2 separate regions of the Homo sapiens genome follow, and region 1 is linked to region 2. A link is a loop called in an ENCODE intact Hi-C map of the cell type or tissue named here. Cell type or tissue: HCT116. All regions are shown on one strand. Each heading gives the region's core, and the rest is flanking DNA. Links, peaks and the distances in the headings are about the cores only. Region 1 has its middle 49 kb from the start of NTS. Region 2 has its middle 260 kb from the start of LINC02820.

Region 1 (16,111 bases), core at 5,366-13,365, 350 kb after region 2:
TCAAAAAAAGAAAATCTATGATTTGATACAAGACTATTGTGAATTTTATTTTTCTCTCTTCCCAGCAAACCGAAACAGTCTTTGAAATAAGAACACAGTTCTACTTGAATCCTTCGGCAAAATGCAATGTTGAAAAGTGTCCACAACACTGTTGCCAACTGCTTTGAAAGGAATATATCCATCTTTTTGTGGTGGGCTGTAATGCAATCTAGGTCATCTCTATGCTTTTGGCAATAGGTGATTTCTGAAGTAAATCACTTATTGAAGTAATCAGCATGCTGCATCAATCCAGAGGAGTAATTGGTAATGATGTAAAACTTGCCACCTCCATCATCTGTGACTAAAAGCTAGAACACACAGCACCTAAGCAATCTGCCTCTGTATCAAGGTCATACTCATAAAACGAGAAAGAGGTAGAATCACACAGCTTGATACTCTGGCCCATGGGTCAGAAAAGTTGCCATAAATATGTAAAGGAAAGAAATATCTGTGATTTGATAAGACAGCAGGAAAATTTATGCAAACTTGGGAGTGGGAAAAAAAGGCTTTTCTCCTTTCCATAGCTCAGTGATAGAAAGTGAAGAAAGACTTCAATTTTTTAATATCAAATGGAAAATCGAATCAAATATGAAGTTTGGTATATTTTGAAGATTTTTTTCTAAATAATAATAGTGATCCAATTTTTACCTCTAGGATGGGGTGGCCTGAAATAGATCAAGTCAGCTGTCATTGACTATATTTATAAGATAGCAAAATACATATGTGAAAAATGAAATATTTTCAGTAGATTTTCACTCAAGGCTATTTAAATAGAATAATTCAGTAGAAAATATTGTTAATGTATACACACTTATTGTATTGCCTAGTCCAGTGTATTTACATGAAACGATAGTTTACTGAAATATTAATTTCTTTTTTTATTGGGTTCTTTGATGAAGTAGGCTCCACAAGGCCTATTGTGACCACTTCTTCAAGATACTGCTCATAAACAATGTCATGTCCTGGAACTGCTCATTACATTGTAGGTTCAACATAACTCCACAATTTTTGATGCCTGGTCATTAATATAAGTCATTTCCTATGGCCATTGTACCTCAAATTGAGATGTAAAATGCAGAAGATACAGCTTTCAAAAGGTAGTTTTAGCAGCCCTACAAGGTTATTAGGCTGATGTTTCATGGTGACATCGTTAGTAATGCAAGAAGTTCGAGTGCCCCCTACTATCCCCTCCTTCCTCGGAGTTTCCAATGACCCAATGAAACTCTTATAAAGCAAGTGAAGTATGATGTCCACCTACCCCATTGTGCCTTCTGTGAGAAATTGGGAACTTCGGAAACCAATTTCACCAATCAGTCCCACAGTCTGACACTTCTTCATGCTTTGCTGAGTCTGCCCTAACTTCTCTAGGATTTATTTGTCAGACTGCTTATTTTTGGCAAGCCTCTGGGCCCACTGCTCTGAGGAAATATTTCACACAAAGTTTGGAAAATTATCTGATAAGCAAAGTTTAAAAGGAATACAGGCCTGAGCCAGCACACCCAGCCCATCCATATTTTTATATGTAACTGTAATTCATTTATTTTTATCTCTAAATGAAATTCATAATATATGTTATTCATTCTTCCCTTGATGGACGTTAGGGTTTTGTTGTTGTTGTTGTTACTAATTATTTTCATTTTTATTTTTTTTACTAGAAAGCTGAACTACTTTGTAAAGATGTTATGACAATTTATAATTTCACTGGCTGTGTATAAGAATTCTTTTGTATCTTCACCTATGGTCTTATTAAAGACCTGTCAGTCTTTTTAATTTTTGCCATTCTCAGGTGTACACAATGGTATTGAATATTGGTTTTAATTTGCATTTCCTTGATAACTAATAAGGTTGAACACCTTTTCATATCTTTACTGTCCATTTAATATCCTTATTTTGAAGTGCCTGTTCAAGTCTCTTGCCTGTTGTTCTGTAGTGAAATCTTTTTTATCTATTTGATTCCTAGGTGACAAAATTACCTAGAAATCAATAAGAAAAAACTATACATGCTCTATTGATGATATGCACTATAAACATATTCTTAATCTAATTTGTGGCATCTTTCATTCTTAAAATGGTGGCTCAAAAGAAATAATTATTTTAATTTTAATGTAGTCATGTATTTGTAAAATATTTGTAAATATTTTTAATGCTTAATACTTCTATACTTCTTCTTCTTCTTTTTTTTTCATGGAGTATTGCTCTGTTGCCCAGGCTGGAGTACAGTGTCGTGATCTTGGCTCACTGCAACCTCTACTTCCCAGGTTCAAGTGCTTCTCTTGCCTCAGCCTCCCGAGTAGTTGGGATTACGGGCATGTGTCACCATGCCTGGCTACTTTTTGTATTCGTAGTAGAGATGAGGTTTCACCACGTTGGCCAAGCTGGTCTTGAACTCCTGACTTCAAATCATCCACCCACCTCAGCCTCACAAAGTGCTGGGATTATAGGCGTGAGCCACCGCACGCAGCCAATCCTTGTTTTTAAGACAACATCCATCATCTTGTGAATTTTTATTTTGTTATCTCCTAAGAGCTTTAGTGTTTTGCCTTTCCTATTTATATCCCAAATTGACCTTGAAATTACTTGTGTATCAATGTAGAGAAAGGATGAATTTTCTTTTTTTTCCAGATGAGTATTCATTTTTCCCAGAATTATTTATTGAAAGGCTTTTACTTCCCCACTATTCTACAGTGCCGAATTTATCATGAATTAAGTGTTCACTTACTTAGTTTATAGTGTGTAATACTCTACTCAGTTGCATTTAGCAATTTTCTATCCTTGAAGTAATATCACACTCATAATCACTTCAACTTAGTAGTAATCTTGATTGTTCATTAAACAAACCCTCCTACCTTTTTTTCTTCTTCAAGAATGTTAGTTATTTTTGTTACCCTTGTATTCCATTAAAAATTTGGAATTAGCTTGTCAAGTACCACACATACAAACAAAACCTGTAAGGATTTTTATAAGTATTGCATTAAATCTGTAGATCAATTTTAGAAAAATGAACAACTTCAAAATATTGAATTTTATAATCCACATACCTGGCATATCTTTTTTCTAACACTCCTTTAATCTCCCTCAAAAGTAAAAAAAGATAATTTTGCATAGAGCTCTTGCAATGTTTTGTTAAATTTATTTCTACATAATATTGTTATTGTTCTTATAAACAATAACTTAATTTGTTATCACTTCATAAAAATATACTTGATTTTTAAAAATATATTTACCTATTTAAGTCCTTTGTCCATTTTTGAATTGGGGTTTTTGTTGCTGTTTTAAGAGTCTTCTACAGATTATAGGTGTTAGTCCCTTACGAGACATGTGATTTGTAAAGCTGTTTTTTGTTTTTTTTTTTTCCTTCTGTAAGTTATCTTTTTACCAGCACCACTTTTACTGTTCTTTTACTATTGAATGGTCTTGGCACCACTAAGGAAGTCATTTGACCATATATGCCAAAATTAATTTCTGGGATCTTTAATCTGTTACAATGGACTGTAAGTCTGTCTTTATTCCAGTACCACAATGTTTTGATTACTGTAGCTTTGTAGTAAGTTTTGAAATAAGAAAGTATGAGTAATCCAATTTTGTTCTTTTTTGTCAAGATTATTTTGGTGATTTGAGGCCCCTTAGGTTACATATTAATTTTAGGATTTATTTTTCTATTTCTTTAGAAAACAATGTCGAGATTTTGATAGGGATTGCAATGAATCTTTAAATTGTTTGGGGAAGTATTGACATCTTAACAATTTGAAGTCTTCCAATTAAAGAATATAGGATATCTTTCCATTTATTGATGTCTTCTTTAATTTCTCTCATAAGTGTTCTGTAGTTTTCATTGTACAAGTCTCTCACTCCCTTGGTTAATTCCTAAGTATTTTCTTCTTTTTGGTACTATTGTAAACAGATTTGTTTTCTTAATTTTCTTTTTGGATTGTTCATTGTTAAAGTATAGGGTCACAAATAATTTGTGTTGATTTTGTATCCTGCTACTTTACTAAATTTGTTTATTCATTTTAAGTGATGTTTTAAGTAGAATCTTTAGGGCTTTCTGTATGCAAGATTATATCATCTGCCTTAGAAAGGAGCGTCACAATAATTTATCAAGAATTTGTCTCCATTTACTTCAATACTTTTATGGTGGTGAAAATAGGTTAGAATGACTATTGGTATATAAATTTAAAAGAATAATAGATAATTAAAGATATTTTGATGAGTGGCAGGTTATTTAAACACATTTGTGCTATAGATAAAGAAACTTAATGTCAGTTTATTTATTTATTTACTTTTGAGATGATGGAGTCTCACTCTGTCACACAGGCTGGAGGGCAGTGGCGCGATCTCGGCTCACTGCAACCTCCGCCTACCGGGTTCAAGCGATTCTCCTGCGTCAGCCTCCCGAGCAGCTGGGACTGCAGGCAGGTGCTACCACGCCAGCTAATTTTTGTATTTTTTTAGTAGAGACGGGGTTTCACCATATTGGCCAGTCTGGTCTCAAACTCCTGACCTCGTGATCCACCCGCCTCAGCCTCCCAAAGTGCAGGGACTACAGGAGTGAGCCACCGCGCCAGGCCTGATGTCAGTATATTCAAAAGCTTCGAGTTCTCTGACTGTGGAGTTAACCTTTGCTCCTCAGTTACTTTGAGGCATTGTAAATCCTGGGGCCTAATTCACATGGACCTCCTTTAGAATAATCAAAGATGAGATAAAAATACAGAATATTTTTATAGCATTTTAATTATCTTGGAAAATAGTCAAGTTAATTACTCTCTTTAAAAACTAAAAAACACAACTTCATTTCCTGATCGTACCGGAAAAAGAGAACCTATAAGTTATCTTTACACATTCCAATAATCTTTATTACATCACCTTATATGGCATTTTAAAGTTGCCATTAGCATAACTTATTGTTGTGATTGTATATCTATAAATAATCTTATATTTAGGAGTATAAGGCAGATGGGTTTTCTTGCACAATTCATAATTTCAAGGATGTGAACAGAGAAATAAAAATGATACAAAGATAGGTGCATAGATTATAGGATCTAATTTTGGAATTATAGACAAATTTCAGAGATGCACGGAAAAGACTACCTGTGACGATAAGCAAATCTAAAGAGGGCGTTTAAAATATATTTTTATTTTTTGCATTATATTGCCACCTAGTGGTTACAACAGATATGAAAAGCAAAGCTTTTATAACCTTTGATGTCAGAAAGCCTTAACAGTCAACAAATACTGAAAAGAGAGAAGAGATGAATACATTTTAATGTTACTTTCTTTTTTCATTTTCTCTGCTCATCTGCTTAGAGAGATAATCACTAGTTCTGTGGAAGGCAGGAGGGGAAATAATTCAGACCCTTCCCACTAGCAGTGACTATGGCTAAATTTCTGCTTACATACTTGAAGACAAACATACAGCATCAACAGGATATTAATTTCTTTATAAAGACTATACAGTCTAGACAGTATTTAATAAGAATATGTGCCCTACTAAATAACTCTGGCTTTTATTCTAAATAAATATTTTTCTTTTTAATTGCAAGGAGCCCTCAGTTTAGCTCAGAATTCCCTTGCTGAGCCACCATAAGAAAATGGTGCTAATACAAAATACAAATACAAAATAGTCTCCCCATCCCCTATTTCTCTATCTTTTTGCTGTATCTGGCCAAGCTTTGAATAGTCTCCCCTATTCAAATTTTTCAACTCATATGAAAAGAGAAATGCCAATTCGTTCTTTAACATTGTAGGCCAGCATTTCTTGCATAATATTATAACCAATAAAATTTGAGCTCAATGAATAATGACCATATATCACATTATATATTTTGAATTTTAAAATTAAAAAATTATATTTATATATTTATTTGTGTCCAAATTGGAATAAAAATAATTTTATTTATAAAAATAATTTTCATTTAATGAAGTTTAACAGTACAAAATAAGCTATAAAGCTACCACCTTTAAGTTGTTCATCTCCTTACCAACTAGTATATAAGGTCATATATTTTATATATGATTTTCTGAGGCTTAGTAGAGAAGGAAACCCTGGAAATTATAATATACTTAGAAAACCTGGTATATGTCCAGGGAAGTCAAATTTGTTAAAACATAATAAACATTTATTAAATAAGTGAAGGAATGACTAAATGAATGGATGGATGTATGGATGGACGGAGGGAAGGAGGGATGGATGGATGGATGGATAGATGGATAGGTGGGCTGGCAAACTTATAGAAAGAGGATTTCTCCTTCCATGAGTTCAAACATTAGACATTAAAAAAAAAAGTTCTCAATTTTCCCATGAATGAAACAGATGTCTTTATATCCTTGCTCCTTCTAGGAAGGCCCAACAGTGCCATTTTAGAAATTCTTTGAGAGAGAGGTGCCACTTAAAGTAAGCAATCCCCAGTTGCTCAATCTGACAAATCACTGCAAATAATAACATGTTACCAAAATTAGCCTCCCCCATGCCCCCCAAACAGGATATCAAGCAGTCTGGTAAGAGATATACAAATAGAAAATTGTTTCAAGGGATTTAGGTTCCAAAAGTGGTGGTGGTGGTGGTGGTGGTGGTGGTGGCGGTGGCGGTGGCGGTGGCGGTGGCGGTGGTGGTGGTGGTGTGTGTGTGTGTGTGTGTGTGTATTTATAGGCTTCTTGTGTCTTTGGAAAAACCATGTCATAGGACCTCCTAATTTACCCTGCGTAGGAATTCTTGTAAGCATTTGCAGTGCCCTGGTGCTCTTTGCCGTGTAGGGTTTCCTAAAACCTCTACTGATTAACTGTTTAATGTGGGCACTTTTTAACAAGAGAGAGTCCAGAATACAATAAGGGAAGGATAAAAATTTATATTCCTGACATGCACAGTGGGACCAGGGCCAGTGAGTTTTTTTCTGGTGAAAACATGCTGGCAAAATATTTGGCAGTACAATTAATGAAGACCTTTAATGAACTAACCAATACTAAGAAAGAATTCAGTGAAAAATTCTGTCAACAACTTTTCTAATAAGCCACACTAATAGAGAACTAGGATTTCAAAATGAGTAACTTTTCAGTAAAATTCCTTGATAAACTTTTTTTTTCTTATGAAATGCTAATGACTAAACAGTAAATATGTACAGCATCAAAATCCTTGGTGAAATCACAGGGCTATTTCAACTATAATGAAAACCGTCACCACTCTACAAAGAGAGACCTCATGATTTGCAGCAAAGTATCTGTCTGTTTTCTATTGCTGTTGTAGCAAATTACCACAAATTCACTAGCCTAAACCACACAAATTTATTGTCTTACTGTTCTGAAGGCCGGAAGTTTGAAATCAGTCTAAAAAGGTGTATTAGTCTGTTTCTGCACTGCTATAAAGATACCACCCGAGACAGGGTAATTTATAAACAAAGGAGATTTAATTGACTCACAGTTCCGCATGGCTCGGCAGGCCTCAGGAAACTTATAATCATGGCAGAAGAGGAAGCAGGCATGTCTTACATGGTGGCAGGCAAGAGAGAGTGAAGGGGGAAGAGCCCCTTATAAAACCATTAGATCTCATGAGAACTCCCTCACTATCAAGAGAACAGCATGGGTGAATCTGCCCCCATGGATCCAATCGCTTCCCACCAGGTACCTCCCTCAACACCTGGGGCTTGCAACCCAGATTATAATTCAAGATGAGATTTGGGTGGGGACACAGCCAAACCATATCAGGTAAGTCAAGGTATCTGCAGGGCTAGCTCCTTCAGGAGTCTCGGACCAAGGAGTCTGCTTCCCGGTCTTTTTCAGCTTCAAGCAGCCACATGTATTCCATGGTTTGTCATCTTGTAGCCTTTCCTCCATCTTCAAAGCCCATTACTCCAATTTCTCCTTACTTCATTAGGTAGCCATCTCTTCTGACTTTACTCCTCCTGTTTCCCTTCCAGAATAATCCAGGTCCACTAAATAATCCAGGATAATCTCCCTATTTCATAATCCTTAATTTATTCACATCTGCAAAGTTTCTTTTGCCAATATAAAGTAACATTCACAGGTTCCTAGGAATAGGATGTGAATATATTTGAGAGCTATTATTCAGCCTACAATGGTCTCTATGTATCTGAAGTAGATAGCTATACATATTTATATAGAGGGCAATAAATTTAGGGTCAGTTAGTAATTTAAATTATCATAGAGATATTTATGAACCTTGATAATAATTAAGCTCCTATTAAGCTCCTATTCATTCCACTTTTCAAAATATTGAACAATAGATTGCACTTACATTTTAGTATATTTTTGTCAGGTTGTTACTCTCTTGAACATTTCATTTTTATTTTATCAAAATTTCTTTATGTAAACCAGAAGTACCTAAAGCTGTACATTTTTTCATATATTCTGATATAGTTTTGCCATTTTCCTTTTAGGTAAATATGTTACCATGGGTTTCCTTTGAAAGTCAAAACTCTAAAATTACAAAAAAATTAAAAATATACTCAAGAGGAATAAAATTAATGAGGAACAAGCAGATATGAGGCATCTACATTAAAGAAGTATCAGGGCAGCATAACTATTTTTGACCACTAGGTGGTATTCCTAATCCATAAAACTGTGATAAAACATGTTCTTTAAGATTTAATTTCTTTTGGAAGTTTAGTCATTTTATTATTTTTGGACTGATTTTTAATGTGAGATTTAGATTAGCCAAACAGTGGTTTCTTACAAAAATACCTCTCCATTGAATTTCAATACCACAGACATACTTTGCTTTAAACAACCATGTTTTTAAAATACAGGACAGGACTAGAACAGTTTGTTGGCTGTTTCCTCACAGTTTATTTACTTCTTAATTGTAAGTTTCTGTTGTAAAGTACCATAAAGTTAGTGCAAACCAAATAATTATTATCTAGTCTCCTCCCCTGAAACACATAAACAAGTATCAATACAAAAAATTAACATTTTTAAATAATACTATTTATACGTTTACATCTTAACACTGTTAAATTTTCATAACCCTGAATATCATGTTCTTAATGGATAATTTTTAAATCAGATAATAAGGTATATAGTACATTTCTTTGATATTTTCAGAGCTTTAAAATAATACAGAACCATGGCTTACAATAGATCTCTGTGATGCTGCTAGAGCACTACTTATCACATTTTCATACATGTAAATTTCCAAAGAGCAAATTTTGACAAGAGTGTCAGCAGAATGGCATTTTTAAAGGTCATACTGAGTGTTACCATCTTTGCTACACATAAATCTTTGTGAAAATACAATTACAAGTATTTTTCCCTAGCTGCTGATTAATTAAAATTTGTTTTTTACAAAGTCGAATTCATTTAAAAAAAAAAAAAATCAGATGCAATATCCCGAATAAAAAAGGGAAGAAATCAACTGATTTGCAGTTCAGAGGGATTGTATTTTTTAAAAAATTGGGCAAAGCATTTAAATTATGAAAGAAAGATTAATGGAATTACAGTAATTTTCTATTAAAACTCTACTTTTGCTTGTAATTACATGTGACTATTGTGATTGAAAATAAAATTTTCAGTCATGCTAATGAGCCACAATCTGTGACACTGAGAGCTATACAAGTAGATTTCTCCATTATATCTAAAAAAATTGCAGATGAGTAACTAAACCTTATGCTGGAGCCCTGTCTTTGGTGTCGCATGTGAAGATTAACATTTTATGTAAGATCTGCAATGTGTTCATATTTTAGAATAAAGAAAGAGTTTTGAAAATTATTGACGTAAGTAAATAAACTGAATTTCAACTATGTTGGGACATGATTCAAAGGCATTCAAAATTTTTTGAAATATATTTTCTGATTTGATTTGGTCTTTTAACAGTATTGAGAAGTTTGTAGCTCAACTGGGAGGTAAATTAGGTTATTTTGCTTACTCCCTACTGAAAATAGCTAGAAACATTGGAGCATGAAACCAAAAGTGTACAAGAGCTATATTTCCTCCATAGAGCAAAGATCTAGGAGAAGAAATAATTATGGAAACGTGAATGGGCAACCTCAAACTGAGGGAGGAGACCACCCCTCATATTGTCTTATGCCCAATTTCTGCCTCCAAAGAAAGAAGTAAAACTAAAAGGCAGAAATGAAATCCACAGGCAGACAGCCCGGCGCCACACCCTGGGCCTGGTAGTTAAAGATCGACCCCTGACCTAATTGGTTATGTTATCTATTGATTACAGACATTGTATGGAAAAGCACTGTGAAAATCCCTGTCCTGTTCTGTTCCGTTCTAATTACCGGTGCATGCAGCCCCCAGTCATGCACCCCCTGCTTGCTCAATTGATCACAACCCTCTCCCGCAGACCCCCTTAGAGTTGTAAGCCCTTAAGAGGAACAGGAATTGCTCCCTTGGGAAGCTCAGTTTTTGAGCCATGAGTCTTGCCAATGCTCCCGGCCGAATAAAGCTCTTCCTTCTTTAACTCAGTGTGTGAGGGGTTTTGTCTGTGGCTCGTCCTGCTACAAAGCCAAGAGAGCAAATCAAAACAACATTGCATCCCAACAGGAATGATACAGATTAGTACTACCCTCAAAGTCATAGAGAATGCAAGAGTAGCGGTTTCCATCATCATCCTATTTAATTTACCAGTTAGGTCCCTTTAAAGATTGAGTGCACCGTAGCAGATGAGAGTGGACTATCACAGATTCAACCGAGAGGTTACAACTGCAAGGCTGGTTGTGGTATATTTACTAGAGCATGTCAACATTGCCTCTGGTAAATGTTACATGGCTTTTAATTTGAAAAATATGTTATTTTCAATATCCTTTAGGATAGAAAACCAGCAGCTTACATTTACTTGGAATGGACAACATATACATTCATGGTCTTGCCTTTGGGCTTCGTTAATTCACCTAATCTCTGTCACGGTATAGTCTAATGGAACATTGGTTATCTATACATTTTCTTGAATATTAAATTTATTGGACCTTATGAGCATGAAGTCACAAATCCTCTGGGAATCTTGGTAACACATGCACTCCAGAGGGTGGGAGACAAAATTTCAAAAGATTCAGGAGTTGACACTTTGGTAAAATTATTAGGATTCAGTAGTTTGGGACATTCTGGTACCTCTTTTCCAAATTGAAAGATGAATTATTGATACTTCAACACTATACTACTTCTAAGACAGACATGTAATTAGTAGGTTTCTTTGGCTTTAGAGTTAACATATGGCTTTGATCTATTTACTGAGTGATGTGGAAAACTAACAGATTTATATTAGACCCAGAACAATAAAAGGGCTCTGTAGCAGTCCAAAACGTTGTATAAGCAGTCCTGCTATTTGGGCCTTACAATTAAGAATATGTCATGATACTTACTAGAAGTATTTGTTGTAAAGCTACCATCTGAAACATCTGATAAGTGCCATTAAAAAATTACATCCTAGACCCCTAGGTTTCTGGAGAAAGGCCATGCTAAATACAGAAGGGAAATGTGTATCATCCAAATAACAGAGCCCTGCATGTTACTGAGTCTTGGCAGAGACAGGCATCTAACCACGAGTTAACTGACCATATGGCCATAACTGCCCCTTGTAAGCTAACCAATTGAAGATTTACCAAGTCAGAAGACATAAGCAGCAATAAACTATCATAAACATGGAAAAATGGACTTGACACATTTGGGATCAGGCTCAAAAAGGTCTAGAGAGGACAAATGAGTTTCACAAGCAACTAGTCCTGACTACTTGCATATGTCACCACTCAGGGCCATTATGTGGTACTGTGTCCTCAATAAGCACACATTGGTTCAGGACCAAGGGTTGGTGTTCTCTCTCATGATCACTCCAAGTTATCCATTTGTAATTTGGGGAATTTATTCCTTCCTGTTTAGGTATCTTTCATTTGAGAAGTCCTATTTCCAGAGAGAAGAATGCTTTCAATGTGTAACACAGTAAGAGTCCTACTAAATTTAAAAGTCTGAATGATACTTTTCACTTTAAGTTCCTTGCACCTGTACAACAGCAGGCAAAGTTACAACACTGCCAGAAATAAATGACCCTGAATTTTATGAGGCAGTAAGTCTGCTGCTACTTAATGGATGCCCTGGGGAATTTATTGATATACTTGCCCAGTACAAGTTCTGAAATCACAAACTGTTAAAAAATGGTGACCAGATACTAATCTCCCTCAGAGATGAAAGTTGGGGTTACCCCATCAGCCCACTTATTTTACATAGTCTAACAGAAGATTTGGTCAAGGGGAAAAAGGAAATTTGGAATATGTGTTGAAGGTAGATCTAAATTATTCATCACTTTAGGGGTTTTACATGATAATAAATGGAAAATTAATCCATAATTTCAACTTTTGGATATTGCTATGGTTTGGATGTTTGTCCTCTCCAAACTTCATGTTGAAATTTGGTCCCCAATGTTGGAGGTGGGGCTTAATGGCAGATGTGTTGGTCATGGGAATGGATCCTTCAGGAATAGATTAATTTCCTCCTTCAGGGGTGAGTGAGCTCTCACTTTATTGGTACCACTGAAGCTGGTTTTTAAAAAGAACGTGGCACCTTCCCCTTTCTCTTGCTTCCATTCTTACCCTGTGAACTGCACATGCTGAGTCCCCTTTACCTTCTACCACAAGAGGAAGCAGCCTGAGGCTCTCCCCAGGTACAGATGCCCAATCTTAAACTTGCCAGCCATCAGAATTGTGAGCCAAATAAAATATTTGTTGTTACTATTTTTTTAACTTTTATTTTAGGATCGGGGTACACATGCAGGTTTGTGATGTAGGTCAACTCATGTCATGGGGGTTTGTTGTACAAATTACTTTGTCAGTCAAGTACTAAGCCCAGTAACCAATAGTTATTTTTTCTGCTCCTCTTTCTCCTCCCACCCTCCCCATTCAGGTAGGCCCCAGTGTCTGCTGTTCCTCCCCTTGCGTCTGTGTGTTCTCATCATTTAGCTCCCATTTATAAGTGAGAACATGCAGTATCTGGTTTTCTGTTCCTGCATTAGTTTACTAGGAATAATGACCTCCAGCTCCATCCATATCCCCGCAAAGGACATGATCTTCTTTTTTATAGCTGTATAGTATTCCATGGTGTACATATACCACATATTCTTTATTCAGTCTACCATTGATTTGGAAAGAAAAACACATATTGTGTTTTAGAAATAAGAATTTCAAGTATTGCATATAAAAGCTGCTGTTTAATTATTCAATGTCTCAACAAAAGTCATTTAATGAATGAGATTAAACCATAGATTATACAATAGAACTTTAAAACTTAGGTCATCACCATTGCTGTGTAGATAATTAATGTTTTACTTATGAGATGAGACAGTAAGAGAGTGAAAGGAAGAAATGAGCTCCTTAAATTTCTTTCAGTTCTTTGAATGTACAGTATATTAAATATATCTTTGTCACTTCTCAATTGAGTTTAGATATATTATGTGGTTCCTATTAAGATTTCTTGCTTCTCTTCATTTTGCTTTAGTTTTCATGATTTAAAACTGTTTCTGTTCAAGTGGTTAATCAGAATGTTTGTTTGTTAGGTTAGTCACTGAGGCAAAAACTGTCTATGTGGAAATTACAAGGGAAAATTATGAAATTTATTCACTATCATAGTTCACTACTAAACTATAGTAATTATAGTTTAACAATTTGCAGTTTTAATATGTAATGATAGAGTGTTTCATTGAAATTATTTAATAGGAAAATTCTGAGCCTCTTATTGTTACAATAGGGATTTTGTTATTTAAAGCAATGGTAACTAGAGCAAATTTATTAGTTTTTCATTCCTGGAATGAGACATGAATATTTGAACATACTCTTTTATTGATATGAACATAATTTAATATGGATGTATAATTTGTATATCATTTCCTCATGTAATAAATATGTCTTTTGTTTAAAATTGCAAAAAGGTTTTCTAGAGAGAATATAATGGAAATAGTGACAATTATTCAAATCTAAAGTATTTTGAATTCAATTATCTACATTTTCAGAATGAATGTATAGTAAAGGGGCTCAATTCTCTAATCTCATATAAAACAATGATAAATTCTCTCAGAAGATTTAAGCAGTGATGAGGTGGAATGTTGCTATGCTGCTTATTGCCAAGAGTTCCACAGCTTCCCATCCATTCTCCAGAATCGCATCTTCCATATTCCCTTTGACAAGTGACTTCCTGTTGGATTTTGCCAATGAACGCTTAAAATAACGTACATAAATATGTAGGTAGCATGTATGTATGCATATATGTATGTTTTGTGGTTTTTTGTTTCTAAGTTACCTCTGCTGTAGTCAGACAACAAATTCTGAATTATTTCAATGCTTTGAAATCTGTTAAGACTTACCTTATTGCCTTACTAAGGTAAATGTTCCATGGACTTTTGAAAATCATGCTTTTTTCTTTTTTTTTTTTTCATTTGCTAGTGGGCTGTTTTATTAACATAATCATGAGTCTAAAGAAACATGAGGACATTTCCAGGCGTTGATATAAAATGTTTTAATTTTACAACATGATACCAGGAGCAACGTTTATAGTTCTGGTACTATATCTTGATAGATATTAACAAGTTAGAAAATATGCAGTATAGAATGGTACCTGAAGCTCTGTATAACTATGTGTGTTCCCTTCTCTACATATTATGACTTTTAAATGTCTATCTGACCTATCCAGTTTCATTATTGTTCTTTATACTTGTGAATGATATAATTATGTAGCTCTGAGGATTTCACAAATACATTTGCTTTATAACAAATATATGTCACTGTATCATTCATGCAGATATATTTTTAATTTTTGACAAATTTATACTTCAAAGATTACCGATAATGAACTTCAAAATGTTTTTATTACCAATTTTTAAATGTATATCTAACCCAATCATTGTAACCAAAAATGCATACTCTACTATAGTTTATACTTTTTAAGTATATTTATAATGGCTGAAAAGACCAATTTTTAAAGGAATAATGTTAAATATAAGTAGTATTTTTGTAAATTTCCAGCTATGAAAAGCTGAGTATCAGATTAAAAAGCCTTAATCATCAGAGATTTAAGTTTACTGTGTTAAGAACCTCAATTTTTAAAACTATAAAAACACACTTATGTACTTTTGTTATTAATTCATTTTTTAAAATGAATTTCATTTTGATGAAAGAATAAAATGTATGAGCTATATTTTATATGGAAATTAAAGTTGTAATTATTTAACTTCTGTTGATACGTTAAGAATACATATTTTCATGTGATAGTCATTTTGAGGCAATTATCCAGAATTTCCTAGATACAGTAGTGGTTGTGTGGAAGCATACAAAAAAAAACCCAGAAAATCAAGGGTCATATAAGGAAGTCTACATTATAAAAAGAATTAATATTTGGGTGGCCAGATATATGAAAATTTATTGATAACACTAAACAGTAAATGTGTATAATTTCATCTACATAGGTAGAGCACTAAATAATGAAAATAATTAAGATGTAGGATATTAAGCAAAAGATAATCTGTAGAAGGCCTAAGAATCCAAACGTCCAGATATAATGGGAAATATTTTCCACATAAAAATGAAGGACAACAGTCAGTAGTAACTCAGATACCTACATATGTCAAATATTAATATTTAATCTCTTGACAAAACCCCTCAGTTTTAATATTTAATCTCTTGACAAAACCCCTCTAACAACAAAACAAGTAGTTTCAAGGTGGTATTCACATATTTGCTATAAAATTAAATGTCAAGATGTTTGACTGATTTCTCACGATTGACATCCAATAAATAGTGGTTTGTTTTGTGTGACTTGAGTATTAATATCCTAAAATCTGTTTGGGATTGTGAAAACTCAGTGTATAAAAGACAATGTTAAGAATATTAGGGAGAAAAGCAGACTAGAACTTTGCAACACTACATTTTGGGGTTGGTCTCCATCAACAAATATTATGTGCATATTTATATGTATCAAAATATACATTTAAGTTGCTTCATTAATGGAGCAAACACCTTCAACTTTCTCAATCAACAATCAGGACAGATGTGACAAAATTAAGACAATATAAAACCATAGTCTTCATGATTTACTAAGTTTCCTGAAATATATTCTGGGAATTATTACTGTTGAGATAACTTTA
Region 2 (16,111 bases), core at 5,479-13,478:
ATGCCTTGGGCATATTCATAAACAATGTGTCTTCTTATGAAGATTTAAAGGTTATAGTAATGAAAAGAATCTTGAATGTTAGAGAAGGCAGGGGCAGAAATTATTTTTTGTCAGGCAAATTCTTTGCTTACCACCAAGTTATACTACATTACTGTTTTAATTTATGCTTAGAATAAGCTTTCTAGGTTAAACTAGAAAACGAGTATATATATGTTTAAAGTCCAACTAAAATGAAAGTTTGGCACAATAATAATCATATGCTTGATCTACTTGTTTTTGAAGAAAATATACAATTATTTTTCCAACTTTTGAAACACAAGATTATACATGCTTATGAAGAATGCCCAAGTTCATTTCTAACTAGCTAGATGATGATATATTATATGAGACTTGGGGTTTAATTCAGAGGATTGCCTGTCATTTTTCCAGAAATGATTATCATTGTTATCACTAATGAATTATATATTCTTATTTATTGATTTATCTCAGGGAATATAGTATTTATAAGCAGAAACAAATGAAAAGTAAACTTAGTTCTACTTCATATTATAAATAGCTTTCATAATAAAATAATATGCACAAAATATTTAAAGGATTATAAATACATAAAGGATTCATTGTTTTAAAAAATTCTATTTTCTGTTGATTTTTAACATATATATTGCTTATTAAACATGGGTTGTTCTATTAATGGAAAATATGCATTTAAAAGTTTGTGTAAATTACTTTTTTGGATTGCTACTGTAATATATGTTCATGGTGGGGCAAAAAAGTGAAACTTAAATTTGAACACGAAGAGTGAATGCTACTTAATTGAGTCAGTGTCAAAGAAAAGTGTTGCAAACAGAGGGAACAACATGGGTGGAGACAGGAGGTGAGAGAGCATGAGGCTCCTGGGAGACTTTAAGAAATTCAATGCTGCTGGATGGTTGGAGAGGAAGTGGGAAGTGATACCAGGTGGCGATGATGAGACAGGTAGAAATAATTATTCTTGATTTCCTCAGTAACGTTATACCAGAGTTTACCATAATTTTGCATCATTATGGAAAATACATGGGAATAAGGCAGTTTTTGAGGCAGAATGACAAAATAAGCATCCACAGCAGCAAAATATAATAAAGAAAAATGTGTTGGTTTTTTGTTTGTTTGTTTTATATGTGGCCTAAGGGAACATGAAGAATCAGTGATGAAGCCCAGGCTTAGTTTTGTTTTATTTTGTTTTGTTTAGTTTTGTGGGGGCAGTTGTGTAGACTGCCCTGCCATGACATTTATTATGATAGAAGAGGAAAAAAATCTATTAACGGTGTTTCAGGGACAAAGAACTGGTTTGGGAGATTTTTGGTATAAATTATCTCTAAGAAAACAAATTAGCAATGTATAAAAGGCAATAGCTACCATTTTCCAATGAAATGAACCAGGGGTCCTTGGAGAAATGGCAGATTCTGGTACTAAGGCAATAAAATAAAATAAAAGAGCATCATACATATAGTGCCAGAAAGTAAGAAAAAACTCAAAACAAACAAACAAAAGAGAATGAGGTTATGTCAAAGTGACACAGGAACCAATTTAAAAGAGCTCTCAATGGCCAAAACTAGAATAACTTTAAAAATAAAATAAGCAAGGTAGTATTGAATTATAACTCAAAATATAAAATAAATATACAGAAATACATATTTATATGGCCAAATTATTGATTAAATGAATAAATGAAGGATAAGGTCAAGTCTTCCTCACAGAAGGGTCCCAAATGATATTTATAAGTACTCCCTTAATTAGAGCCCAGAAATAGGTCCATATAAATAGTCAATTGATCACTGACATTGGAACAAAGACAATACAACAAAAAAAGATAAATCTTTTTAACAAAAGGTTCTGGAACAACTGGACTTCCACATAAAAAAAAAAAAAGAATCTAGATACAGACTTTACACTCTTTCCAAAATTAACTCAATATAGATCATAGACCTAAATGCAAAATGCAAATTTATAAAACTCCTAGAAGAGTTTTGAGGTAGAAGTGGCATCTTATCCCTGCCTGGCAATGGGAAGGCAACATTCCTTAAGCTCCAAGATGACTAGATCACCTTTGGAATATTGAAATTTTTATTAAGGGTGAAAGAAATCACATTTAGGCCCTATTTGACTTTAATCTAAAGTTAAATATATACACATAAGATTACTGGTGTCAAGATGTTAATTTCAAAACACTGTACAGTATTTTAATTACATGATGGAGCAGTTTCTTCCAGCATTGAAAGATTAAATGAGGGGTTGTGCACCCGAGTTGGTTGGTGCCATGCTGTCACATGATGCAGAGCAAGTTCTGTGGTACCTGTTCGAGGTGGAGGAGCTTGTTGAGGAGGTGCTGGTGGACAAACAGCAGATTGTGGATGTGGACACCGAAAGGAATAAAAACCCAGAGGGCCTGAGAGCCCTGCAGAATGGTCTCAGCCTCTCTGAAGATGTGGTTTGCCTCAGGAACATGTTTGTCAAGATGCCTCACCCTCAGGTGAAGGAAATGATTAAGAAAAATCAGGATCATCTGGATAAATAGAAATAATCCAAAAACAATGGGCCCAAGGCAAACCAGAGCCAAAGAGTTTTAACTTGAACCCCTTCAGTCAGGATGAACATAAAGCTCTCAAGTTCTTGAAAGGATGAGACACAAGAATAAGATGGGGTACCAGTGACCAGCTCCTCTACCTGGGGTCATGGAGGACCGAAGACCCTCCAACCTTGATGCCTGTAAGGACAGGCGCTCCTGTAAGGGATCAGGTGTAAAGAATCTGGCCATAGCTCCTGTACAAAGCCTCTTTGTCTGAAGTACTTGGGTGCTCTTTGACGGCAGGAGGGAACACAACCTGTCGGTGGCTGCTGGACCTCACCACGGGGGCTCAGTGGACATAAGATCTATTGACAGGCCCTGGCAGTCACCAGTGGGTGTGTGTGGCAGTGGCTGTGGGGTGTGAGAATGACTGCAACAGGCACTTCTCAACAATGACCTGCTGTTCACATGGGCCCTGAGCAGGGAGGAAGGGAGAGGGACAATGGAAGCTTTGTTCCAGCATTCCTCTTAGAAAGGGGAGAGACAATTTCAGGCAGGTGTAATGGAATTGGAATAAAGCAGGAGGCTCAAGGGTGGTTTCTGAGTAAAGGACAGAATCGTGGTGCTTTGTGGTTCACCACAGCCTTCCATGGGCAGACACACACATTTCTCCCTACTGCCTCCATTTTTGCCCCTTTTTTCCTACTTGCTTCCAAGAGTAGATGCTGCTTATCAGCCATCTGTGGCTGCTCTTTGGTCAGGAGGGTGTTGCAGAGTCCTGCACCAGGGATGAGTGAGTGGGTGTGCCCCTGAGCATATAACAGCATATAACGAGTGTCAAGAATGCTGCCCCACCACCTCTGAAAGCAGGGCCTGGCCAGCTCTGACTGCTCAGAGTACCTTCTGCCTTTAGTGGTCTGAGGTCCCAGTGTGAATGTGCTGTCAGGGCAAAAAAAAAAAAAAAATCAAATACGGATGGAAATACTTCTTCAACTTTGATTGTAAAAGTAATACAAATACATACCTAATGCTTCATGTCATATTTTATCTTTCTATTTAAAATCTACTATTAAACTAAGTTTGTTTGGTGATTTTTCTATGTCTTTGAATGATGATGGTCTTTCTACTCTGATAAATTATTCTCTATTAATGTAAATTACATGAAACTTTTCTTGGTTTTTATAGTTTTAATCTATTTAAACTTCAAAAATCTTCTGTCAACAGTTAACCTACTATTTATATAGAATTACAGAGTTATGTTTTATCTTGAAGTCATGCCATGTGACCTCAAGTAGAACAGGAAGCATACTGATAGTCATATTTTTAAAATGGGCAAGTGCCTACAAGTTGGGATACTTACAAAGGCTGGGATAAACCTTACCCGAAGCCAAGCTATGCTGGATTTAGTAATTTAACAACTGTTATTTAAATGCGATTAATTTTTCCCTTTAGAGTTTCTCAGGTATACATATGTATGTGTACCTGTATGTGTGTGTCTGCGTGTGTGTGTGATTATATTTGTGTAAGCAACTGAAAATAAATATTGAAACATTTAGACTGTAAGATCTATATAAAGGCTATGACCAATAACATTTTTCTGATGAGCTCTCTGCAGTTATGTTTTAGCACACTTCATGATTGTTACGTATGTTAGTTCTCTATTGCTGTATAAAATTTATCTCAAATAGTGGCTTAAAACAATATATATTTATTACCTTAAAGTTTGCATGGGTCAGGAATGTGGGCACAGCATAAGTGTGTCCTCATATTGATCTCAAAAGGCTGCAGTAAAGGTGACCAGGATTGTATTCTCATCTGGAGCTTGAGATCCTCTTCAAAATCATTCAAGTTTTTTGCAGAATTCAATTCCTTGTGTTTGTGAGATTGATGCTCACAGTTCCTAGAGGTAACCTTCTGCATAGGTAGTTCAGAAAATGGCTGTTTCTTCTTCAAGACCAGAAGGCAAGAATCCCTGCTGCTTCGAGTCTCTTCTTTCGGGGAATGCCTGGTTCTTCTTTTAAGAGGCTTTCTTGGTTATGTCAGGTCCTCCCAGGATGATCTTCCTTTTTATTAGAAACCTTATGTCTGCAAAATTCCTTTACTTTGCCATATTCATGGTTAAAAGCGAGGTAAAGTTTCTGTCTGCAAACAAAGAGAAAAGCTTATGCTTGGATACTTAGAATTGGATACTAGGGGTGGGGATCATGAAGACCATCTTAGAATTCTGCCTACCACAACTGTCATGCAAAACCAGTGTGCTCACTCTGCTGGTCTACTGTGTATGGTAGGGTAGAAAAAAATAACACTAGTTTCTCCTAAAATAAAATACAATTTGTAAATTCACAATATTTTTTCCTTTTTTAAATTTTCTATTCCCGTTATAGGATTCCTTGTAGCTTAGAAAAACACTTACTGAATTAAACTGCATAATTTATTGGTTTGGAGTTGTAGTTGTACTACTCTATACTGATAATTGAATAAATGCTCCAGATTCTCTTTTCATAATCTAAATGTTATTTGCCATTTTCTTCATACAATAAGCTGAGAAATATAAGAGGAAAAAATGCCTTATTTGAAAGTCTAAGAATTTTTACTAATATTTAAGGTTAGCGAATATTAACCTAGGTTTCTTAACAATGTTGGTCCTAATTAGATATGGCATTGAAAAACAAAATAAGTAATCTTTTAAACTTAACAGTATGAGGATACTGTGAAAGTCACTCTCTTTTTAAAAGTATAGACACTCTAAACCTTTGATTTCAAATATACAGAGCAGAAACAAAAGCCTCACCCAAGTAACTGTCCTCTGAAGCATTAGGAACATTTCCTACTTCAACACAAATCCTTAGCTTTAAGAGATTTTCTTCTATAGATTTACAACACTTCTCCCTCGAATGCGTATTTGGGAACATGGACTAACTCCATTTTTTTTTTGTTTTGTGTTCATGTGCAGATAAATAATTCATTGTAGCTACTACAATTCCTCTGAAAGTCCCTAGAAATTATATAACAGTGCAAGTATGATATAAAATATAAAAGACAGTAAGTGATGAGTATTGTTACTTTTACAACCTACTGGATCTCCTTATCTGTGTCTTAGTTTACACAGCTGAACACTATGATCTGTCTTCACGGTTTACAGCTCTAGAAAGTGGCTGCTTACTGAAGATATTCTGAAAAAAATGCTGTTTTTTCCTACTTTAAGAAAACTTTATATTTTTCTTTTTCTGATTTTTAAAATAATAAAATATAGCTGTTCTTGAATATTTATTGTTCCTCAATCTATCTTAGTTGCTGGCAATTTGTTTTCAGTGATAACATTTCTCTTACTATTCCATAATTTTCGAGAGAGAGAGAGACATATATATGTACATACAAAATGTACATATTCAGAAAAATATGCATATTTTACCCCCAATTTTTAGTGTTGCCTTTTTTTGTACCCAAGGCAATCTTCTGCAATGGAATTTAATTTTTAAATTATTTTTCTAGTGGAGGACATGCTATTGTTACAAAATACTGAATTTGATTAACATTAGTGGTATACTGAAAAATAGATTTAAATTGAACAGAATCAATGTCCTAAAGATTGAAATATGTCTTAACATCTAGGGACATTAAGAAACATATTCACCGTCACTCCATATAATTGAAGACATCAGTGTCTTTTTATTCAATGTAGAAATTATTATATTTTCCTTTGTAGTTCTTCATTTCATTTAGTCCTACTCTAAGCAAAAATAAAAGCACACTGTGAAAACACTTTAAAACATATAGCATTGTTATGGGTTGAACTGTGTCCGCCCAAATTCATATATTGAAGTCCTCACTCCTTTGTACCTCACAATGGTACTTAGAGTCTTTATAGAGGTTATCAAGTTAAAATAAGGTCATTAAGGTGTCCCCTAATACAATATGATTGATATCTATTTAAAAAGGGAAAATTTGGACACAGAGATGTATACAGAAAAAAAATGTGAAGACGCTGAGAGAAGACATCCATGTATAAGCCAAGAAAAGAGCAGTTTAACAGATACCTCCCTCACAGCCCTCAGAAGAAACTGACCCTGCCTTTACCTTTTCTCTGGCTCCTAATCTTCAGAACTATGAAAAAGTACATTTCTCTTGGTTAAGTCATCCAAGTTGTGGAACTTTGCTAAAGCAGCTCTAACAAACTAATGCAAGTTCTTTAAAATTGTATTATCTTGTGCTTATTAATATCATCTGGTTCTTCACGGTAACAGCAACTTTTGAAATCAACAGCTCCAGGAGACCATACCGGCATTGTCCAATGAGACATAGTCCTCCCTTCTACCTGGATTATTACTTATTGATCATGTCCTACACTCCGTTTGCCCTCATGGGCTTTGATTCCTTAATGTAGAAATTGTATACATAGCCTAGTGATTAAGAGATTTGGGGCCAGACTTTCTGAGTTGAAATACTGACTGCTTTATTTGCTAGCTATGAGTTTTTATGCAATTTACTTTGTCTATGTGCTTTACTAGCTGCAAAATTTGTGAGGCCTACTGCAATAGGATGATGTGGGTTACCTCATAAGAAATGCAGGAAAAAAGTGACATTAAATGTAACTAAAAATTAAACAGTTTTTAAAAATTTATTAATTATAAAATGTAATAGAGAACCATGATACATGAATAAAAACATAAATTTACAAACGAAAAACATTTTGGTGTCATAAATTTATGTAATATAACAAATAGTGAAAGATAAACAAAATATTGAAAAACAGATTTAAATTGAACAGAATCAAAGTTTTAAAGATTGAGATTTGTCTTTGTATCTAGGGATATCAGGGAACATATTCACTCACCAGGATTCTATATCATTGAAAATGTCAATATCTTTTAATACTTTATTAATGTGGTATCTTGATTAATCATAAGATTTTTCTGGATCACTTCTGCAAATTTGTTTATTAAGTCATCAAAACTTATACTTAAATTTTCTAAAAATATGTGTGAAAGTGACATCAATTGCTCTTGAGAAATGCAACGCCACAAATAATTTTCTATTTTGAGAAGAATATTTTTGGTAAACTACTAAAGCTATGTAGAGTATTTATGACTCAATACAAATCTATTTTATGTATTCTGAGTTTAGTTTTAAATTTAAACTTACACAATATTATTTTAACACTTCTTCAGAAATTCCCTGTAACTTGTAGAATCAATTTAAGAAACTAAAAATGGATTCATTATATATATATATATATATAAAGTTCAAAATGCCTGGTAATGCATTTTATCTTCGTATCTTCAATTAGGAGAGAAAATTTAATTTTAGAGTTGCTTTTCTTATTAATTTTAAAGTTATCTTTATTCCAAAAAGATAGTGGACATGCAAACTATTTTTCCTTTAGGAGAGTATGAGAGGAAAAAGCAGCTGACAAACATACTAAGAAGAAAACATCTGAAATTTTAATGAATTTTTAAAGATTAAATGTAAGTTATCCTGAGAATTTAGTTTATTTGAAGATTCATATGGAAATCATGTTCTTTTCTGTTCAATATGGTGATCTTTAAATTTAATTTTTATTTTTAAGACTGTTGATATCTGCTTTCCAATATTGCAGCAGTTTTCAAAACTGGATATTCCAAACACTTTGAAGAATTTTAGCCACTTCCTGGTACGTTTTATTACAACATTTATGTGTAAGTTTTATTTTTTAATTATTTGCTGACATAGTATATTGCCTGTGCATTAACAGTTCTTGTCCAGCCCTCGGTTTAGAGAGTTAATATTTGTGCACAAGCCACAAGGATGGGCTCTGGGGATGGACGATCCAGCCATACTCTCTCCATGGAGCCTAGTGCTGCTGATATATGGAGCCTCACTTCTCTCTTGTGGCTAGAACCACTACTGCCATCTCTACTGCATCTCACCATGGCTCCTAATCTGGACCCAGGTGCCACCTGGTTTTCTTGGGACCCCAGAATACCCCCTGAACTGGCTGAAGCCTATACCTGTGTGATGGGGCACCAGGCCAATTGCTTAAAGCCTAAGGCTCAAAATCCTGAGCCTGCACTTGCATGGACATCCTGAGGCCAATCTCCACCACTTACTGGCTTGCTCTATATCTCATAGACTTTACTTGTAATTCAAAAATAAAAGTATTAGGAATTTCTAGGTGGCAATAGCAGATTCTTTTTAAAAAATGTATTATTGATATTTCTTCTTTTAAAACTCATACTTTAAGTTCAAGGGTACAAGTGCAGTTTTGCTACATAGGTAAATTTGTGTTGTGGGAGTTTAAAACTAAGTGTGGGGCCCTTCTCAGAGTAATGCCCTATACTTTTTACTGTAGAGGTCACATGCCTATATACCTTGCCCTGCCCTGTCTGTGTTTGCTTACTGAACTTAAGGTTAGAATGATAATGCCTACGTTATAAAGTTGGTGATGATGCTAAATGAGATTGTAAATATGAAGCGTTTATAACAGAGTAGACCACATTTATAGCAAGCTCTCTGTAAATATAAGCTCTATTATTATTACAATAATGTGTGAGACACAGTCACTGCTTCAGACGTGTTTGTAATCTAGTTAGAGAGACAGACATGTGGACAATCCACTACAACAATATAATAAATAAATATCACTAGGCATTGGGAATATAAAAATGCCTTGTCTACAAGAGATCTATGGAAGTGAAACTGACATTTATATAATTATTGTTTAATATGATTAGTGTGAGCTCTACTTCCACTTAGGATGTAGAAAATCTCAAGACACAGGACAATGTCACTACTACTCTAATATCAAAAAAAGAAAATAGAAGAAAGGAAAAAGAGAAAGTATAATCTAAGAAATTATAACTTTTCTGAGCTCATCAGAGAATTGAGGTTGAAAGACAACTAGGTGAACTGAATTCCAAAAGGGTGACAGTCCCCTCCAAAAAGATGGTGTACATGCCAACTATTTTTCCTTTAGCAGAGTGTGAGAGGAAGAAGCAGCTGACATAAACATGCTAAGAGGGAAACGTCTAAAATGTTAATGAATTTTTGAAGATTAAATTTGGGAAATCATGAGAATTTAGAATTTCTCGAAACTTCAAACATGAGGTACCTCAGCACTTTCTTACCAGCCTTTTAACATGGGCCTCCACTGGGTGCATGTGAGAAAGACTGGGATCAGAGAAAAGAACCTGACAAGCTCCACCCCCTGTGTCAGTGGTGCAGGTATGCAAATGAGACTACAGTATTCAAATGGTGCTGCTGGAGAACAGACATGAAATCCAGACTCTAGGCAGAGGCAAGAATGCTCAGGGTTTTATATTTTTGCAGTAATACAAAGCAAAGCTACTGGGGACAGACAGGAAATGCACTCTTGGCCTAGACCCTCCTCATCCTTACAAGGCAGAGTTCTGGTCGGCAGGGGATTGGGAAGGGTGAGTTGCTGGGAGATATAAGGAATGCTCAGAAAGCCCCATCCTGGAAGGGTAAGTGTACAGGGCTTACCTAAGACTGAGGCTGGAATAAGAGAACTGAGAAATTTCCCGGCTCCTACCATAAGGCCTGCATGAAATAATAAGCAACAGCAGTAAACTGCTGAGATAACACTAGGAACATGGACAAAGACCCTTTCTGAGTCGTCCCTATGCAGGGCTGCTCAAAGCAACCATGCTGAGAAAAGCCTTCCAACACTCTAGATGTTATACAAAGCACAAGATAGCAGTAGTCCTCAACATAAGGACCCAGGATCATCTCCACTGATATTTAGGCCATAGCAGAAAAGTGCCACGAGATGGCACCAAACCTCAAACACTTCCTGAACAGGTCTGGATTACATAGCTGTACTCCTGGACCACCCATTTTTCTAGATGTATAGTCTAGTCCTAGTCATTGAATGTTTCTTGTCTGTCATTACAACCGTGCATTTAATATTAATGTTTTGCCTTTATTATTACTGGCCATTGTGACATAGAATATCTGTGTTTTTTTTTTAATTTGAGTTTTCTAAAACTATGTATTACAAAAGTGGTATGACTTGAGGAATGTTTTATATATGCAATTGGGTTGGAAGAAGTGATCAAACATGCACACAAACAGAGAGAGAAAGAGAGAAAGGGAGAACTCTAAGATGAAATGAAATAAATGTCCTAGTTGAATTTGTCAAATATATATATATATATATATATATATATATATATATATATATATGTGGCAAATACAGTGGCACACAGGAAATGAGATCATATGTCATGTTTTAGTGTAGTTTCTCATGATCCTCAAGAGTCCTCATGGGACATTAAGCTGTCACTAACATATTTGCAGGATCTGGAAAATGGAATTCTTGCTATATCATGGACATCAAGTAAGGATGGCTATTAACTCTCTAATGCAGAACTACATTTTTAAATTTGCATTTACTTTTAACATTTTTATGCATTAATGATCTTGCCTAAATCAATGATTACTTTGGAGATTATAAAATGGTGATTTGTTACTTCTAGGTTTACGCTGTTTCATTTTATCTCATTTTATTTTGATTCCAAGAGAGAAAAAAAATAATAAATGTGCATCATCAACCCACTGGTTTAGCCTGATAACATATCGGTTTAAAAGTCATTAAAAGGGGCCAGGTGCGGTGGCTCACACCTTTAATCCCAGCACTTTGGGAGGCCAATGTGGGCAGATCACTTGAGGTCAGGAGTTCGAGACCAGCCTGGCCAACATGGTATAACTCTGTCTCTACTAAAAATACAAAAAAATTAGCTGGATGGGGTGGCAGGTGCCTGTAAACTCAGCTACTCAGGAGGCTGAGGTGGGAGGTTCTCTTGAACCTGGGACTTGGAGGTTGCAGTGAGTCAAGATCACACCACTGAACTCTGGCCTGGGTGACAAACTGAGACTCCATCTCAAAAAAACAAAAGCAAAACAAACAAACAAAAAACTCAAAAGTCATTACAAGAAGAAATAAGAGATATTTTAGAAGAAAGATATAAAAAAGGCCTTTCCTAATATATATTTGATGATTTTCCAAGAGGCAAGAGTTCAGCTTACTTGTTCTCCTCATTATGTGGTTGGAGGTTGGGTGTATTAGATAAACCAAGGCAGGCATATTTTTAATTTATCACATTTCTTATCTTGGTCTCCGGGCTCTATATCACTTTATCCTCACTTGATCTCACAAAGTCTTCTATAATTCTCTCCTGTGATCCATACAGTACAGGTGCATTTGCCCCTTCTTATTCCTCAGACATATGCCACTTTGCCAGATTGTCATATAGCTTCCTTCTTCTTGTCTTTCATTTCTTGGATTCAGTGTCCTGTCCCTAGACTGTCCTTTTCAGACCATTCAATATAGAGTATCTGCTGCCTGCTCTGTGTTACAGGAGCCTCCTTAAAATCCATGCTAGCATTTGTGATATCTGTTTTTTGTTTTTTTCTTTTTTGGTCCTTTCCTGTCTTCCCCTACTAGAATGTCAGTTCCAGAATAGCAGGTGTCTTGGCAATCTATCCGTTTCTTACTATATCCCACCACCTAGAGTAGGATTGTAAACAGTGTTTTTTGTTTTTTTTTTAATATAAAAGCACCTTTGTTTATTCACTTCTTAAACTTTTACCTTTTCACTTTCTTATTATTAGGTATAAAATATGGATTTACATGTAAAAAAAATATTTAATGGCCCAGGAGTCCTGCTTCTTTTAGTGGCAATTGTAATTCGGTTCAACCCTCTCAGTAAGGTAGATTAAGAAAGTGTGTATCTGCGTATGTGTCTGTGCATGTGCACACATGTGCATTTGGAGTGCTAGGAAGACAATTATAGGACCAAATTCCAAAATAAAAGAAAATGAAACTTAGAGAAACATGAACCTGGTATTTAGCTCAATTTTTTCCTTTAGGAGTATCTGCCAATTCAGGAAGAAGTGGTTGGTGAGATCAAGAAGTTGTTGAGAGTTTTTGGAAAATTCATAGAAATGAAAATAAAAATTGGGTTCAAATTTTGCTAAGAGACATTGGTAATTCACCAACAGTTTTAATTAGGATTCTGATGATCTACACCCCTCAAATAAGGGGAAAATATATTTGCAACTTCTAATTTAAATTCTTGATAATATGAAGGTCACTCTGGTCTATTGATAGCCCTAGACACTTGCATAAAGAAAAATCAACCTACTCTAGAGGATAAGAAAATTATCCTGGACCTTAAATCCTTTTTGCATATTTTTATATTGAACCTTGCAAACAATGAAGAGCAACTGGGCAAATGAATAAACAGATGATGTAGCAGAAAAGAAGAGAACTAGAGAAATAATAAATAATAGTAAATAAGAATCAAGACAGGCCAGGCACTGTGGCTCATGCCTGTAATCCCAGCACTTTGGGAGGCTGAGGTGGGAGGATAACCTGAGATCAGGAGTTCGAGATCAGCCTGGCCAACATAGCAAAACCCCGTCTTTACTAGAAATACAAAAAAATTAACCAGGCATGGTGGTGTGTGCCTGTAATCCCAGCTACCTGGGAGGTGGAGGTTACAGTGAGCCGAGATCACGCCATTGCACTCCAGCCTGGGCAACAAGAGTGAAATTTCGTCCCCCCAAAATAAGTAAATGAATAAATAAAAAAGACCTACTGCAATGGTTTCTAGTAAGCAATGCAATGCATACATTGAAAGCTGAATAATCGCTTTCAGTGCATGCATTGATTTCCAAAAAGAGTAAGTCATAATTTCTTACTCTCCTCCCTCCCCCAGCCCATTTCACCTTTTCTCTATGAAAGGCAACCTCCTTGTTCCAGGGCTTATCCTAAGGTATCATTGTGCTCTTTGTCTCCTTTCTTTCTGTCATACTCTACACATGATTGGTTAGGAAATATTTACTTTTATTCCAAAATATAGACAAATACAGTTGCTAATAATTTCTCATCACATCCACAGCTACCACCTTGCTTCCCTATCTTACTGAATGCTTGTAGCCTCTGCTTACAGTCTTAACACAGCAGTCAGTATAGTCCTATTAAAGCATAAATAAAACCAGATTGCTGTTTGCTCAAAATTTTGCAATAGCCACCCTTACACTCAGACTAAAAGTAAAATCCATAAAATGGCTTACAATGCTCTAAGCCTTTCCAAATCCATGTCATGGCCTTAGAGACAGCTGTATGTCTGTATCATGTATTTATCTTACCCCAAATCTTCTATAATAGTGTGTATCATAGGATGTCAATTAACTACAACTCTGCATTTTCCTATAATATACATGTTTACAGTGAGCAGAGAAGTGTTTTGTTGACACTGAAAAAACTGCAATGAAAACTATATACTGGAAGGTTATATCAATCCTTTTTAAAAACCTTATGATTTTGGTAGCAGAATGATGTTTCAGTTGTCATCAATGAAGAAATTTTTCAGGGAATAGTGGGAAGGGGGGATGGTTACTAGGGGTAGTATGAGGAAGATCTTTGTAGTGCTAGAACAGTTTTTTTTTTTTTTTTTGGAGACGGAGTTTCGCTCTGTCGCCCAGGCTAGGGTGCAGTGGCACAATCTTGGCTCACTGCAAGCTCTGCCTCCCGGGTTCACGCCATTCTCTTGCCTTGGCCTCCCGAGTAGCTGGGACTACAGGTGCCCGCCACCACACCCGGCTAATTTTTTTTCTTTTTTTATATTTTTAGTAGAGACGGAGTTTCAGGGTTTCACCATCATGGTCTCGATCTCCCGACCTCTTGATCCGCCTGCCTCGGCCTTCCAAAGTGCTGGGATTACAGGCGTGAGCCACTGTGCCCAGCCGAACAGTTTTTAATTTTGATTATGTTATACAAATCTTCACATGTAATAGAATTGCAAGAACTAAATACACAATACACACACACATGAATAAGTGCATGTAAAACTAGTGAATCTGAAGAAACTGTGTATGTCTTACCTTGATTGATGGGCATCAATTTCTGTTTTAAACAACTAATAGTTTGCTTTCATCATTTTTGCTTTCATATAGTATTTTCTGATTATATAAATCTCCCTTTGAGCACCAGACAGCTATTTTATTAACCAATTTTAATCTCCTGATAGTCTAAAGATAAAAATAATTGTATATACACAGCTCTTAACTTTTTTTTTTTTTTTGCTTTTGAGTAATGTTTCATGATTAAAGCAATTCCTCATTGGACTCCAGAGAATTCTTTTATTGATCTATTTCAATCTAATGGTGGTTTAAAGATAAATAAGCTTGACTATAAAAAACTGTTTTGGAGCAGAGAAGCTAGAAACTAGAGCACAGCCCTGATTGTCATATAGTTCTAAAGACTTGTTTATCACACTATGTTTAGAGGTACATTTCAATTAAAGATTGTCAAATTTTGGAAGTTGAGCTTTTCCTAAAACATAGGTTCCCCAGAGCTTTCAGGGATCTATTTTGTTGTTGTTGTTGTTGTTTGTTTCTTTTCTTTTTCTACATAAATGCAAGGTATAACTACTTTTTAACTATAATTAATTTTCTTCAATCAAATTAGATTATGTAATTAAACTAAAATTAAAATAATGAAATAGAAGGTAAGACAATGCTATATGACTGTTTATTTTAAACCTTGTTTTAGCAAGATGAGTAATACATTAATAAATCCAACAACCTTGGTTGCTGTCACCGTGACCTGGACCCTCCTAGTCCACATCCTGAATCAGGATCTTGGACGTCACCCACAGTGGAAGCTGTGCCATGTGAGTGGAAAAAATGGAAACCACATTTTGATATTCAGTTCTGAGGAGGAAACTCTTTTGTCAAAAACAATTTGTTTCACAATTTTAATTTCAATTATCTACAGCCTGATAGCTAAAATGTGCTTTCCTTTTGTTTTGATTTGCTGAGGAAGCACAGATCAATCTACATGGCCACATGCACACAGCTGCCAAAACCGTTCCTTATAAAAAGGATAATTTCTACACAATGGGGAGAGCAAGTACATTTCCTGCCCCTCTCAAAATTATATCTGTCTACTTTGGCATAAGAAAATAATTCCCACCTTACTTTCCCAAATTAACATTAAATTTGTAATAGGTGAGCAAATTATATATTTAAATATCATGTATTATAAGACAAATAATTGAAATTTACCTTGATAGCAGTTTGGTTTTGCACAATTTTTTACACATAAATACATTTTATATATATATATCTTTTATATATATTATTGTTGTTTATAATAAACAATATTATAATAATAGAATATTGGTTGACTTCTTAAAACATTTAAGAAAAAAGAAAATCTTAAAAAATAATAAGCCAATTTTTATACAGCTTTTTATAGGTTTTTTGTTCGCAAAATAATGTGATAATATTTTATGTGGAAGACTTATATTCTTGCAATAACATTTACTAAAATTCTAAGTTCCATATACTTACAAAGCTTTTGACACTCAGGGAGATGTTATAAATAACATTAGACTAGATTCAAAATTCTAAAGTTTAGAAAACCATTGTCAATGGTATATTTAACTTGTAAATCTTTTTCTTCAGAAACAAGTTTTAAAAAGCAACCTGCAACTCTTTATATTCATATTTTGTTTAGTTTACTCAGTACATATTGATTGAGTGCTGAATTTTTTGTAT

What was found. Hi-C counts contacts between places; a loop is a spot of excess contacts. Peaks named below come from ENCODE experiments on the same cell type or tissue, not always from the same donor. Only the 100,000 strongest peaks of a DNase experiment are listed, where the experiment ranks them.
Region 1: a loop joins it to region 2, with 4 times the contacts of the local background. A loop is called at or near these places in 8 of 110 quality-filtered maps.

What each region holds. Positions count from the first base shown.
Region 1 is chr12:85,915,345-85,931,455 of GRCh38, forward strand. No RefSeq gene overlaps it. Among named protein-coding and RNA genes, the nearest start is that of NTS, 49 kb to the left of the region's middle. In HCT116, for the core only: CTCF peaks have their summits at 5,405 and 8,585 (motif pointing right); a DNase peak (open chromatin) is centred at 8,577.
Region 2 is chr12:85,565,582-85,581,692 of GRCh38, forward strand. It overlaps the pseudogene LOC101059974. Among named protein-coding and RNA genes, the nearest start is that of LINC02820, 260 kb to the left of the region's middle. In HCT116, for the core only: a CTCF peak has its summit at 10,300 (motif pointing right); a DNase peak (open chromatin) is centred at 10,340.